Regions from separate parts of the Homo sapiens genome. Here region 1 is linked to region 2. Evidence: chromatin loops called from intact Hi-C (ENCODE). Cell type or tissue: PC-3. All regions are shown on one strand.

Region 1 (8,000 bases), 120 kb before region 2:
ACGCCGCTTTCCTGCCTCAGCCTCCCGAGTAGCTGGGACTACAGGCGCCCGCCACCACGCCCAGCTAATTTTTTGTATTTTTTGTAGAGACGGGATTTCACCGTGTTAGCCAGGATGGTCTCGATCTCCTGACCTCGTGATCCACCTGCCTCGGCCTCCCAAAGTGCTAGGATTACAGGCGTGAGCCACCACGCTCAGCGAGAAATAGATATTTTTAACAAGGTCCCCAAGTAATTTTCTCTAACAAGTACAGAAAGCACAAGATTATTTCTCCCTGTTGTTTTGACTCGTGTGATTACATAATTGATCATTTAACTAAGAAATGAAAAGTATTTTAGTGACTAAAAGTATTCATTGCACACATGTATTTTTTTTTCTGTAAAAAAAAAAAACCTGATGTAGAAGAATGTTTCTAAGCCATATAGGAACACAAATATTTTTGTTCCAGAATAACTTACCAGAAGGCCATGGCATAGAGAAATTCCCTCATTTCTATAAGTGTGCTTTTCTCTTGAATGAGCTTTACTTCAGTGTTTTACTTGGGCACATGTAGGGAAAGAAAAAAATCATGTTCAAGTTGAGGAATAAGAAGAGTTTCAGATGAAGAGAAGCAGATTCTGGCACACAAAGTTGAACAGTGCAAAACATTGAAGCCCAGCTATACATAATCAAGCTGGCTGAGCTATAATACACATTAAAATAAAAGTTTTTTTCTCAATGGACAAAATTGGAACTAAGTATGTCTGACTGTTTTAGAGATAAGCACTTCTCAACTTCTAACATAAAAAGAGAAGCTGGTGTTTATGTGAAAGAATCTATGTAAAAGCCATATGGAACTGTCTCTAATAAATATCCATTTAATCAAATGTCACTATGTTTTTGAATGTTTTGTAGTTTGATGCAGAGAATGTACTTTTATTTCTTCAGCAGCTGCTCTTTTTAAATGGATGCAGCTGTACTACAGATTTAATTTGCAACAATTGCTTAATTTTTAGTTGGTTGCTTCTAGTCTTTCAAAAGCAATGTTTCATGTTTCTGTGGAAAGATTTTTTTCCTAGAAAGTGCAAAGTACGATATGACGTAGGAATTAGGCAAATAAAAGTTTCTGCTTGATTTTTTTAAAACATAAAAGTTGTATTTCCTCTCTTTATAGCACTGCTTTTCCTAGACATCCTTTTTTCAGACAACATTACTAAGGAGATTTGATGCCTACATATCAGTCTTCATCTCAAAACTTCTAAAAGAGGCCTTACGCGGTAGCTCACTCCTGTAATCCCAGCACTTTGGGAGGCCGAGGTGGGCGGATCGCGAGGTCAGGATATCGGGACCATCCTGGCCAAAATGTTGAAGCCCCGTCTCTACTAAAAATACAAAAATTAGCTGGGCGTGGTGGTGGGCGCCTGTAGTTCCAGCTACCGGGGAGGCTGAGCCAGGAGAATTGTTTGAACCCCGGAGGCGGAGGTTGCAGTGAGCCGAGATCGCACCACTGCACTCCAGCCTGTTGACATAGCGACACTCCATCTCAACAAAAACAAAAAACAAACAAACTTCTAAAAGATTGTAAGCTGTAACAAATTCTGGCAAATGACTTGCAAATGAGAAGAAAAAAATCACGCTCATTCATGTAAAATGGTATCTGCTTTGAGAATAACCCAGTATCAAGTATGTGTTACTTGAATTAGAACTTTGACTTTTTAATATAGAGAGATACTTTTATCTTTGACGTATTTTATTAAAATGTAAAGCACATGATGTTCCTTTCCTATTTCCTTATATTACTCTGTTTTTACTGTAATGTTTAGAAATCTACTTTCTAGTTTAATTGTTATGGAGAAATCATCTTCCTGTATAGATTAAAATTCAATCTTTTTTGAACTCAAAGAAAAATTTGGAGGGAAAGATAAATATTAATGATGGATTATCTAATATTTGTTCCAATCTCAACATGTTTTACTTCTCATAGCCTTTTATCTTCCAGATAAAATTATGAGCGCAGATGTATAGACATTTAAAATGTGATTTTAAAAATGTATAATGCTTTTAACTTTCCTCATGTAAGACTTGTCTATAGGGCTCTGGATGTGTGAGCAGGCTGCCTGGAACCTCCTAGCCTGCTGGTTCCTTTACTCCTCCCATATCCAACTGACTCATAGCTTAGTGAACAGTTTTTTGTTTTTGTTTTTTCTTTAAATTTTGCCTTCTTTCTGGAGTATTTTCAAAAATCTCCTTGTGTATATATTGGAATATTTTTAGCTGTTACCTAAGTACTTAATTTCTTTATATAGTAGGTCATGCAGACAGAATTCTGCAATACATACAAATTTGTATCTCCCCTCCTCAAACTAGTCCCTCTGAGTTAAACAAAGTAGTTACTATAATTTCCTTGGGATTTTTATCTCTTAAAAGTATGCTATGCTTAGTGGTATGTATATAATTCAGTAATAGTCTGTTTTAATTTTTATATAAGGTTTTTCTTTAATATTTTAACTGTTGCTTATTAAATAAAACCCATTTGTAATAAAAACAGAGTTAAGTATAATCAGTGTTCCCCCAAATCAACGTATCTCTCTTGTACAATTTCTCATCATATTGGGTAAGGGAAAATGTGATTTTTGGCGTATCTGTGATTTCTGAAGGAAAGGGGTTTCTCTGTAGAACACAATGTGCTTATTCTTTTTCACTTTAACACTGGTATCTATTAATGGCTAATGAGCTCCATTAGGTTTAATCAACATTTCAGCAATTTTTGACTTGAATTTTGTTTAAACTTTCTGCTTTGTCTTTTACCTTTTGTTCTTTATTACGTTAGCTCATTTAATTTTTATACGTAGGATAAAACATACACTTTGAAATGGCCTCAGAATTTGAAAGTATGGCTGTAAAGGGTGAAATCACTGATGTTAAGGGAACATAACTAATAATGGTCATTGACGTACGGATGACTAGAAAGGCCAGTTGTAATTCGTGTTTAAAAAATTACTATATCATCTTCAAAGATTTATTTATTTATTTTTGTTCCTTTTCTTGGTGTGGTTTGTGTGTTGATGGGTGGTGAATTTGGAGGAAAGAAATGAGTCTTGAGAAAATACCTTGGTCATTCATTCTTAATATGTTTAGAGAATAGCAAACTTTCAGCATATTTTATTGAGATCAAAAGTAGCATGTGAAATTAGACAATGAAATGTCAATTTTTGTATTAGTTTCCTGGGGCTGTTGTCACAAAGTACCAAAAACTGTGCTGCTTAAACAATAGGAATGCATTGTCCCACAGTTCTGGAGGCTGCAAGTCGAAGATCAAGGTGTCAGCAAGTTGGTTCTTTCTGAGGGCTGCGAGGGAAAATCTATTCTGTGCCTCTCTCCTAGCTTTTGGGGACTCAAGCATTCCTTGGCTTGTAATGGCATTCTTCCCATGCCTCTTTTTATATGTCTGTCTCTGAATCCAAATTTCTTTTTTATAAAGACACAGACATATTGGATTGGAACCTAGCCTAATGACTCCAACTTGATCATCAGCAATGACCCTATTTTCAAATAAGGTCATGTTTATTCACACTGAGGATTAGAACTGCAAATATGTTTTTTTTTAGGGGGGACACAATTCAACCCATAAGAATTCTGAAACTTTGTTTTGTCCTTTTTTGATTAGTGTTAATACATTTTCAGAGTACTTTATATTCTCAGGGCTTAGAATAAGACAAAGTAAGATTATTCATTCGAGTATACTGGGTTATTTAGTAAGAAAATGGACTGAGATTTCATAATGAACTCTCTGCTGATATTGACATGAAAACTAGCACATTTTAAGGATTCACCTATCTACATTTACATGAAATCAATGTTCTTATAACCTTCTGACATTTACTTACCTTTTTGTATTTACTTATATACTTAATTTTGCTTTTAAGTATTATTACTATCTTTAATGCATTTGTGCTCTTTTTTAATATGGCAGGCTATGGAGTACAAAGATTTGTGTTTTTCTGGATTAGCAAAAAATAAAACAAAACTGTAAATCCAATCATTCAGATGAGTTCTTTGGAACAACTGAGGAGTCTGTGGCCTGACCAACAAGACTAAGGACCTTACTTCACTACTATTTGGATGCCACGGCTTGAGGTTTTGTTAATATTTTAGTGTTTCTCCTAATAAAATCCAAGGGATAGTTGTTCTTTTAGAGCACATTTATAAATTCTTATTTTAGCCTATCGCTGATAGACCTTTAAAAATATATTGCCTTGACATTTATATTGATAGAGCATATATTAGTCTGTTTTCACACTGCTATAAAGAACTGCCTGAGACTGGGTAATTTATAAAGGAAAGAGCTGTAATTGGCTCACAGTTCTACATGGCTGGGGAGGCCTCGGGAAACTTACAATCATGGTGGAAGGTGAAGGGGAAGCAATGCACCTTCTTCGCAAGGTGGCAGGAAGGAGAATGAACACAGGAGGAACTGCCTAACACTTTAAAACCATCAGATCTCTTGAGAACTCACTATCATGAGAATAGCATGGGGAAGCCATCCCCATGATTCAATTACATCCACTTGGTGTCTCCCTTGACACATCGGAATCATGGGGATTACAATTCAAGATGAGATTTTGAGTGGGGACACAGCCAAACCATATCAGAGGGATACATTCATTAAGATTAACAATTCTTACTTCCCAGTGTATATGTTCCTCATGTTTTTAAAAAGGAAAATATGATAGATGTGGTGATTTAGAAACTGGCTGCTTCTATGTGGTTCACCTAATCCAAGATTTTTGCTTATTTGTTTGTTTTTTTGAGACAGAGTCTTGCTCTGTCACCTGTGCTGGAGTGCAGTGGTGCAATCTCAATCCACTGCAACCCCCGCCTTCCAGGTTCAAGCAATTCTCATGCGTCAGCCTCCCAGGTAGCTGGGATTACAGGCATGTGCCACCACATCTGGCTAGTTTTTGTATTTTTAGTAGAGATGGGGTTTCACCCTGTTGGCCAGGCTGGTCTCCAGCTTCTGGCCTCAAGTGACCTGCCTGCCTTGGCCTCCCAAAGTGTTGGGATTACAGGCATGAGTCACCACGCTTGGCTTAATCACAGATATTAAAATCACATGTTTGTTTGAGAGTTAGAGATACGTGTAGAGACTTTCAAAGCATTACTTGAATTTTTTTCATAGTTTTTTAAAACTTTGTTTCTAATTATTGAAATAATCAATGCTTACTGAACAAATTTTAAAAAATAAAGAGAAGTATGTGAAGAGAAGTACTTAAAATCCAAGCATAATATAATATTAAATTTGACTGGCGTAGTGTCTGTGAGTGTGTGTTCACATGCCTATGTGTAGAACTAAAGAATAATTTAAATAAATTATGACTTATACAAATATGAATGAATGTATGCCCAAAATTCCATTTAACTGATTGATTAATGAGGGAACCAGTAAGATGTTACAACTGATTCAAATGAGAAGTTAAAGTATCACATACATTTAAAGTCAGAAAAGAAGTGCTAAATGAATTTACAAAAAGGTGCATAAGGCTGGACACGGTGGCTCATGCCTGTAATCCCAGCAATTTGGGAGGCTGAGATAGGCAGATCACTTGAGGTCAAGAGTTTGAGACCAGCCTGGTCAACATGGTGAAACCCTGTCTCTACTAAAAAAAAAAAAAAAAAAAAAAAAAAAATTAATTCCAGCTACTTGGGAGGCTGAGGTGGGGGAATTGCTTGAACCCAGGAGGCAGAAGTTGTAGCGAGCCAAGATTGCGCCACTGCACTCCAGCCTGGGCAACAGAGAGAGACTCAGGCTTAAGAAAAAAAAATAAATAAATAAAAAAAGTGGTCAGTTTCTACAAGGCAATATTCAATTGCATTCCAATGGATACAACATCCATTTCTATTTTTGTTATTTTTCTGTTAGTAAATGAGATTGCTGTCAGTTTCTATTATTTTCAGAGTTGTAAAATGGCTCAAAGACAATAAAAGCCAGAGAAATGCATGAGCTAGTCAGGGAACCTACTAATTTGTCATGTTTTTTCTTTTTGCCCATTTTGAAGTTTTTCACACAGTTTTTAATACAGCTCATATTGATATATATTCTCATCAGTTGGAATTATGTTTTTATGTTTCTTCACATAGAGCAAATATAATTAAAAATAAAAGCATAATGCATATTCCTTCCTATTGACATTGATACTATCTATAGCGTTACCCAGGAGCATTATGAAATGCACAACACTTAAAACCAAATAAAACAAAAATACCCTTTCCTTGAGCTCTTTACTCTTGGGGGGCAAGAGGGGCACTATATTATCCTTTTTACCTTCTTCCTCCCAGTCAACCTCTCTCTTTTTCACGTACTCTACCAACATCCCCACCCAATCTCCCCTTATGCCTCCAAAATTAGTCCTATCCTGATTGTGGAGTTTGGGGTTTTCTTTGATTCAATGGATGATACCAGTCACACCATTTGAAAAAAGCATATGACAGTGTTGTTCAGTGTTGGTGAACAGGAATTCTTGATATTTATTTTTAAGGATTCCATTTAATTGCTAATTACAGATCTTTGTTAAATTAAGCCGACCTTCACTCACATTTAAAAAATTTAACTTTGTTTTGGTTTTCATGAGACAAATATCTCTCTTTAAGTGAACAAGCTTTTAAAAGAATTAGCTTCTTCAGTATGGAAAGCAAGATGCAATTCGCAGCTGGTGCAATGGCTTACACCAGTATGTAATCCCAGCACTATGGGAGGCCGAGGGGGAAGAATCCCTTGAACCCAGGAGTTCAAGCCCGGGCTGAGTGACACAGTGAGACATCTTTACAACAACAACAACAAAAACAAAATAACAATAACAACAAATAATTACCTCAGCCTCTCGAGTATACTGTAGGTACAAAGCCACCACGTGTACCTGTAGTCCCAGCTACTCGAGAGGCTGAATAGAGGGATTGCTTGAGCCTGGGAGGTTGAGGCTGCCGTGAGCTGTAATTGCACCACTATACTGCAGTCTGGGCAAGAGTGAGTCCCTGTCTCCAAAAAAAAAAAAAAAAGAGAAAAAGAAGCAGTTCCCCTAATGATTCTGGATCATTATGCCAGAAGTATCCAGGTTCAAAGCGATATTTTATATTTTAGTAAGTAGTTTTCACTAATAATTCTTCAGCAATCAACGAATAATTCTTCTGGAATACATCAATTGTTTGAGAATCATAAAAGAGATTTCCAAATACCGTACTCCAAAATCAGTAACACACTCTGAATCTGAATTGGGCTATGTAAATGTCTTCAGTTTACAGTTAAGTATAGATTTTTACTTGCAGTTATTTTCTCTTAGTCATTTCTTTCCTTCATTAAGGACTTCGTATTTTATTTTCATTTGCGTGCATGGACAAGAGAATGGATGCATTCATTTTGTTGTTTCTAGAGATGAATACAGAAAATGCCTAGTGAAGACTGAGTCTGGCTGTGATTTACAAAGTTGGAGCGTTATAGCCAGTAAGCCTGTCAGGCAGCCCCTGACAGCAGAAGCAAGTCTTGAGGTGGGCATGAGAAATGACAGCCTTCTTTATGCCAGAGTCTTATTACCATTTTGATTTAAAAAACATTGTTTTGGGTCTCAGTAAACTATTGTAGCCATGAAAATGAGATAAAATAACTATTTGGTTTGTCCTATGTATATTCTATATATGAAAGGAAGAAAAATCAGTACATGGCTATCAGTCTCTACAGAGGAGGGGAAATAATTTGTGCTTAGATATATTAATGCCTAACTGATGTTTTATATATGTGATCATAAGATATGTCATTTACTTAAAATTTATAGTTAATCCCCTTTTTTGCCTCACCTACAGACAAAATGGCTTTATTCCAGCAAAATTAAGTCAGAAAATAATGTTCACTGATTTAGATGTTGATGACAGATGGGTCTTAGGTCAGGATAACAGCTATGGCTGGGAGACATTGATTGTTAACATTTATGCCCCAATAATGAATGACCTGAATTTTTCCCACATGTTTGCTC
Region 2 (8,000 bases):
TTTTTTGATCCTACTTTGAAGAGAGGTATGAATGATAATGGTGACTCTGTTCAGAGTGACCATTTTCAAAGTTTGGAAAAGAACCACATGGACAGATTCAGGTGTTTTAGGATCTGCACTTTGAGAAACAACTGTTTTCACTTTCAACCAACTTCTTTCACTCTTCTTATAACCAGGGGTACTGGATACACCCACAGGGTTTTCTCCTTTATCCTCTAACCCCTTTCAGTTCCCTGAATGCCTTCCACTAGACTGCAAGCTACCTAAAGGTAGCAGCCCTGATTCATTCATCTCTGTAGCCCTAAGGTGTAGATAGTACCAGGTACCCAATAGATTTCAGTTAATATTTGTCAAATGAATGAAGAAGAAATGGATATTTTTTCAGTACCTCTGTATTCCCTTTGTGACATTATTGAAATAGGGTAAATTTGCAGTGGAAAACAAACAAACAAAATTCTATCATACTTATGTTTTTTTTGTGCTCATAAGCTTCAAAATCACTTCTAACAGTGTTTCTTTAGAGAAAACACACTCTGTTTTCCAAAAATATTTTTACAAGTGTTTTGAAGTTTGATCTATTTTTAAGTTTGAAAACTTTATTATTCGATTGATGGAATCCTTGATTAGTTGTAGCAAATGAAATTTACTGACTTTTATTTCTTTTTTTAATTATTATTATTATTATTATTATTTTGAGATGGAGTCTTGCTCTGTCTCCCAGGCTGGAGTGCAATGGCGCGATCTCAGCTCACTGCAACCTCCGCCTCCTTGGTCCAAGCAATTCTCCTGCCTCAGCCTCCTGAGTAGCTGGGATTACAGGCTCCCACCACCACGCCCGGCTAATTTTTTGTATTTTTAGTAGAGATGGGGTTTCACCATGTTTGCCAGGCTAGTTTTGAACACCTGACCTCAAGTAATCTGCCTGGTCTCCCAAAGTACTGGGATTACAGGCGTGAGCTACCACACCAGGCCCTACTGACTTTTAAAATACATTTATGAGGTGTTTAATGTTGTGTTAAAAAATTGGGGGCTATTGAAATCACCCGCCCCCTCAAATGTTTACACTGTGGAAGGCAATAGAGATTATCAAAGGGGAACATTTTCTTAGTTGGTCAGACACAATATAGATTTTATTAACTCACAAGTGAATTATTCACAAATTATTTTGTGAAGCCTGGGGTACTTAGAGATTTCTGAAAGAAGAAATTGAAAGAATACTGTAGACAGAGTAAAGAAGACTATTATAGGAATAAATCTATTTCATTTCTTATGTCGCCATATCTCACCTATTTCCAAGTGCAAATGATTCTCCTTAATGTAACTTTCACTCTTTTCTTCCTGGGACATTCATGCTGTGAATGGCCTTGTTTCCCATGTTTATTGTTGTGGCAGCCTTGGTCAAATCAGCCTTCTTCTATGCCACACCTTAATCTTCCTCAAGCACTGCATACTGTTTGATTATATCATTTTCCTTGTCAGCCATCTTTCGTCATTCAGTTACCAACTGATAGAATTAGAAATCTTTGTCTTTCATTATTGGGCATCTGAAATCTAGCCTCATACTTCCCTTTCAACCTTCATTTCTGCTAATAAAAAGCAGTAACTTCCCCTGCCTGAGAGTCTAGTCTGCTAATGGACTTCTTTACCCATTCATCCTTCTTATGCAGTCCCCACGTGCTGCCTTCATGCTTCTTCCAGCTTTTCTGCTCTGCCCCCCACTTACTCTCTCTAGACCTGTTCTTTCACCTCACCAGGATCTCCAGTCCAGTTGGCCAATCTTTCTTTCCTGTCTGTCATACTTCTCCTGTTTTCTCTTTGTTGCCTTTTCAAGTCAAATTTTATGCTGAGTAACACTGGGAAGTACTCAACCGGGCCTTTGTATTGCTTGAGAATCTAGCCAGCTCTTTTTTATCCCTCTTTCAAAACTTTTCATTCTCGTTTGTACTTCTAACCTCAACATTGCCCACATCACGTTTTCAGCAAGGGACTCAGTGCCCAATTCACGGTGTAATTCACAGTGTAAATAAAAGTCAACGTATAAAAATTTGTTTAACTTCTCACCTATAAATCTGTATTCTTCTTTCTTACTGTTATCATGGAAAAGGTATCTCCCATTGTGAAAGGTTACTCCTGTACCCCTTACTTCCTTCTCTTGGATTTTTATCTATTTATCATTCCACTGTGTTTACCCTTCAGCATTTATGCTGTTCACATGCTCAGTAACTCTTTAGACCCTGTTTTCCCTCTGGATACTGACATATATCTATCTTCCATTTTACAGCCAGTTTTCATGAGACTTGTCTCTATGATCTTCATTTTTCTATCTTCCTTTCATTGCTCAATTTATTGCAATGTGGCTTGCTACCTCAGTGTTTCACTGAAACTGTAGTCTGTAGAGTTGCCAGTGACCTTCCAAATACTAAACTCATAAACATTTTTCAAGATTTACTAATCTCTCAAACACTGATCCACTGCTGACCACTCCTTGCTTCTTAACATTTCCTTGGTGCCATGGACACTACACTCCCAGTTCTTACTTGTCCCTTCTTATTTCCTTTTGTGGATTTCACTTCTGCCTGGCTTTTAAAAGTTGATATTGATTATGGCTCTAGCCTCAGTATACTCCTTTCTCTTCACACACTTTCATGGCAACATGCTGTTGAAATGACCATATATATGTCTTCAATGCCCAAATGTATATTTCCAGTTCAGAAGTCTCTCCTAATATGCCACTGGAATCATCCAATAAATACCTCAGTACCCTCGTCCAAACTGATTCCTTCTCTTTTGATTCCTCATTCTATGAAAGACTCTTAGCTACGTATCTTCCCAAACCTTCATCCTGAAAGCTAGCCTGACTCCTCTCTCCACACATACTGATGATGCCAGTATTCTACAGGACTTTCTTATTGCCCTTACTAGTTAATCAAAGCTCTTGAATATGGCTCATATTCCTGCCATGATCTGTTTCCTCAGACCTCTCCAGTGTCAACCTTTCAAACTGAAGCACTGTGTACTTCACCTGAGCTTTGTCTTCAAAAGGCCATTCTTTACCTCCAGGCCTGTTAAGATCTTTTCCTTTTCCAGAAAACACACCCTAATCCTTTGCTTACTCTTTTCATGTATGTACCCAATTGTGGAAAAATTTGTAGGATTGCTTTTTGTGTCAGTACTATTACTTCTCCTTGGCATTTTCACTGTTTTCTGGACAGTGCTTATTCCAGAATCAGGTTGTTAAATAATAGTTTTTAATCATGACTCCAGTATTTCAGTGTAACAATTCTCAGTATACTTTAAGTGTGAGATTAGAACATGCAATTGTGCTAGGAGGTTGAATGTTTTAAGATGGCTTCCAGAAAAGCAGTGATTTGTTTCAAAGAACTGTCTCAAACACTTTAATTTACTTGTCTTTTAAGGTACAGAATTGGAGAGAGGGCATTTACTTATCTTTGAAGGTTTGGAGTATGTTACTTATGCAGTCATCATTTCTCATATTATTGAGTGCCCACAAAGTACCAGATACCACACTGGGGGAATGAAACCTAGCATTGCCCTTGTCCTTGCACAACTTTGAGCCTGAAGGAGGAAGACAGACCATCACATATAGACATACCAAAAGCTGAATCGAGAATTGTGGCAGGTGCTATTGCAACGAGGATCTATGTATATATGTAAGATCTGGTCAGAGATGCAAGGTTTCTCAAAAGGTATAGCTCCAAGGCTTTTTGTTTGTTTGTTTGTTTGTTTGTTTGTTTGTTTTTTGGCTTGCTTTCGTTTCTGCTGTTTTCAGAGTATGAATGGAATATCCCAATAGGCATTAACGTGGAAATGTTTGTATGGTCCTGAAGCAGTCAGGGAAGATGTCCTGGATTAAGTGTAGAAGAGGCAAGTCAGTAGCCTAGATAAACACCCATTGCATATGGGGCAGGAAAAAGTCTAGTGTTGATATGGATAAAACAAATGGCAGTAAAGTTCCACAAAACAGTGTGTTCAAAGGCATTTGATGTTTTGTGTTAATATTTTAATCACAGTAGAAAATTACATGTGGGAAAATGTTAATCAAATTGTGCATGGGAAGAAGTCACGTTTCTAATATGTCTTATAAAAATTGAGAAACGTAACAACTAAAATGTTTGCAACTTAGACAAATCATTAATTATGTAATTGTAATTTCACTTTAACAATGATCCTGAGGGATAAGACACATTTTAAATTTTTTATTTCTACCAGCAGACTTATGTAAGTTATTCTTTTTTAGCTTTTTTTTTTGTTTTCTGTGAAAAAAAACTAAATTCTGCCTGTTAATGAGGCAGTAGCACTTGTTTTAAAAGAGATGGTCAGATAATTCTTTTAAAAGGCAGAATACTGCCATCTGTTGTTCACTGAAGTTTTTAGCCTAAGCAAACAGAAGCCTTAAGTTCAAATTTAATAGCAATTCTTGATATTTAACAGACAAAGACCAGCCCACATTTATCAGCTTTCTGAGTTCGTACTTATTTCAGAGATTCTTAGTTATTCCTATCATTTTTTAAAACTCTTTCTCATATCAGAGAAGTGCTCACATCCAGTTAAGTTCTCTTTGCTTCCTGTTTCTTCCAACAACAGAAATAATAATGTTTTTTATTTACAAAGTAATTTGTACTTAACCAAGCCTTCCCACATTTGTGTGAGCAGTCACATGAGTAGCTCATTGCCTGAATTTATTATATCTTTGCCAGCTACATCATCTTTTCTAATTAAGAGAAAGAGAGAAAACCAGCGTGCAACTTAAAGACAGCTAAGGTTATCTTCTGAAAGATGCGGGTTCTTACTAGAGTAAGTGATGAATAAGTATGTTCCATTTCCTAAATAATAAAACACTATTGTAAAATTGTTAACTTTGAGTTGTTACGTGAGTTCGCTAGTGTCTGGAAAGTAGTTAGAAAATATAAACAAGACAGAATTTTTCACCAATTTTTGACTTGTTTGCTGATAGCTTGCAGGGACTTGTATAAGGACAGAGGCCATGTATTCCATCTCATTTGGTGACTTGCAGTGCTCTTTGAACATCAAAAGAGAAGGATGTTAAGAATTCTGGTAACTAATGAAGTTTGTTATGTTTCACATCTCACATGGAACCTGCCCACAGACATGTTGGGAAGCAGTTTGATGAAGGGCCCTATAGGTTTTCCTCCTACTGTACATACATATTATCTTAAGGAAAAAATCCAAATGTAAACTCATATTCCCTGCCAGAAAATTAAAATACGCAAACATCTGCTTCCTTAGGATGGCCTTTAGCCAAGGTTCAGCCTACAATGAGTTACTGCAAAATTTTCACATGATTTCATTTTTTAAAAATTTCCCAACCAACTTCAAGTCTAAAATTATAAATGGGTCCTATGAAAGTATAAACACATATGCAATTTTGCTGTCTCTGAGGTCAGAACCAGTAATGCACCAAAGATCATTGTATCAAATCCAGCTCATCTTCTAAATTAATGTAGTACATTAAAGACCAAGATACCATTTCCTAGTATCACGGACAGCCTCCCAGAGAAAGAGTTGGAGGGATGGAGTGGCACGTAGTGCTACAGAGATGTAGGAGGAGACAGCTTCCAAAAACTCATCACACATCTTTTCCCAGCATTGAGGACCAAAGTTGGATGAGAAAAGCCCCAGTGACTATTTCCTTTTTATGTGTCATCTCTTACACTGTTTATTCGTCTCTTATCCCAACTCCCTTTCCACCCTAAGAATATTCCTCCCATGCTGTGTTTGCCTCCCAGGGTGCCTCCCAGGATGACTAAATAGAAAGAAAAAAATACTTCCAACAATGGAGCTATGATGCCTGCTTTTAGAATTCTTTTCACATCCTGTGTTATAAATCATTCCAATGCAATCAACCATATTAACTGAAACCAGGACTTCTGTACAATCACTTTTTAAGAACTTAAAATTAAAATCAGGACTATTATGAGTATTTTGCAGTAGGGAGTACAATATATCTGACTGCATTTACCTAGAGTAAGAAGTGGAAATAGGTTTTTGTTTTTATTGTTTTATTTATTTATTTAATTTATTTATTTATTTTGGTAGAGAAATCATATCTCTGTGCTATCTTCATTTATAAAGGAACTACTGGCCCAGTTCATGTAGGGGACAAACACCCACGTGCACAACATACATTTCTTTGCACACACAATCTTTCTCAACAACAATGTTTCACCAACAATAATGATAATGTTGGTGATGTATAATACTTATCAAACATATATTTTGGACCACGCACTCTCACAAGTCTTTATGTTTATGATCTCATTTAATCATCAATTACACTATACAGTCGATATTACTATTAATCCCTTTTTAGAGAGGAGACAAGAGCTAAAGAAATAAAATGAGCCAGGCATGGTGGCTCACGCCTGTAATCACAGCACTTTGGGAGGCTGAGGCAGGCGGATCACAAAGTCAGGAGTTCGAGACCAGCCTGGCCAACATGGGGAAACCCTGTCTCTACCAAAAATACAAAAATTAGCTGGGCATGGTGGCGCATGCCTGGGGTCCTAGCTATTCGGGAGGCTGAGGCAGGAGAATTGCTTGAAACCAGGAGGCGGAGGTGGCAGTGAGCTGAGATCGTGCCACTGCACTCCAGCCTGGGCCATAGAGCGAGACTCCATCTCAAGAAAGAAGAAAATAAAAAAGGAAAGGAGAGGAGAGAAGAGGGGAGGGGAGGAGAGGGGAGGGGAGGGAGATAAAATGAATTTACTTTTTAAATAAAATAAAAATCTTAGCAGATCTGAAATTTGAACAGAAGCAGTCTAACTTCGGTTCTTGCCTCCTTAAAGACCCCATGTATTACCTCATATAATAAATATTTGATATTGATGAATGAAAAAAACTTTCTCTTATATCCCAACGTTTTAAAACTCTGCTTTCCAACTTCCCACATACACAACCTTACAAATTATATATATGACAAAAATATGTTTTTCTACCTTTTTGCTTCCCAAATGCTAATTCATAAACCAGGCTTAGCTTTCTAGCTCTTGTTCCAGGAATGTTAATGAATAGCTTTAACACCGCAATTACATTATGTCTCATTTTAAGGGAAAGAAAATATTGAGTTTAAAATACTATGGAGCTCTCTTAACAGACATAATTAGGACAAATAGCTGGTCTGGGAATTTTAAAAAGTTTTTAAAGTAGAGAATCATAAAAATATGATATAAATTTTCTATAATTCTAGTAATATATTTTAACTTAATACATAGAGTATGCAGGTTTTTGCACATCTTTGATGAAGAGCCAAGAATGTTTCTCTCAAGTATGTGTCCACTGAAGTGACTGGAGTTTCAGGTTGCCGTTCTTACTTACACCATACCCATATTTCATATTTCATTGTACATGCTTGCCAGTTTCCGTTTCTTTATAGTGGAAACAACTTAGGAACTTGGAAGCATTCTGAGTTGAAAAGCCTTTAGGTGTGTTGTGATTTTCTTTTTGAATCTTTATAGTTGTATCTCCCCTACTTAAATCAAGGGAAATACATTCTTAGGCTCTCACCCTTATAAAATCTATTTATGAACTCTGTGTAAAGCTACCTGACTTCGTTTTCAAGGGAACAATTCCATTTTTCTGCAGGTGTCATTTCTTTGTAGATATTTTGTTAGTCTATGTAATTTACAGTGACAAATATAACAGGCCTAAAGAGATTTGGGAAGAAAGGAAACTGACACTAGGCAAATGCGTAACTTACCTATTGGGAGAAGTATATGGAAATTCCACCAAATAGCCTATTCCTTGTGATCTACTCAGTGTACACTAGGCAATTTACCATAAGAAGGAAACAGCATCAGTGACTCAATAACAATTTATAAGGTAGAGCTTGTGAAAGATTAGCAATTAATACAATAAGGACTTTTCTAAGTCTACATAATAATTTTAAAATCTTTTTTTAAATGTAAAATGCTTAAAGATGCCAAGATGTAATTTTAAAATCTTTTTCTTTTTTCTTATTT

Evidence for each region. Hi-C counts contacts between places; a loop is a spot of excess contacts. Peaks named below come from ENCODE experiments on the same cell type or tissue, not always from the same donor. Only the 100,000 strongest peaks of a DNase experiment are listed, where the experiment ranks them.
Region 1: it touches region 2 in a loop (12-fold over the local background); 8 of 110 quality-filtered maps call a loop at or near these places.

Annotation. Positions count from the first base shown.
Region 1 is chr12:20,481,864-20,489,863 of GRCh38, forward strand. The region is part of intron 1 of PDE3A (phosphodiesterase 3A); the gene reads left to right. Among named protein-coding and RNA genes, the nearest start is that of PDE3A-AS1, 120 kb to the left of the region's middle. In PC-3, a CTCF peak has its summit at 4,573; no DNase peak of the experiment used is centred here.
Region 2 is chr12:20,597,507-20,605,506 of GRCh38, forward strand. The region is part of intron 2 of PDE3A (phosphodiesterase 3A); the gene reads left to right. Among named protein-coding and RNA genes, the nearest start is that of SLCO1C1, 94 kb to the right of the region's middle. In PC-3, a CTCF peak has its summit at 4,366 (motif pointing left); no DNase peak of the experiment used is centred here; H3K27ac peaks cover 2,324 bases.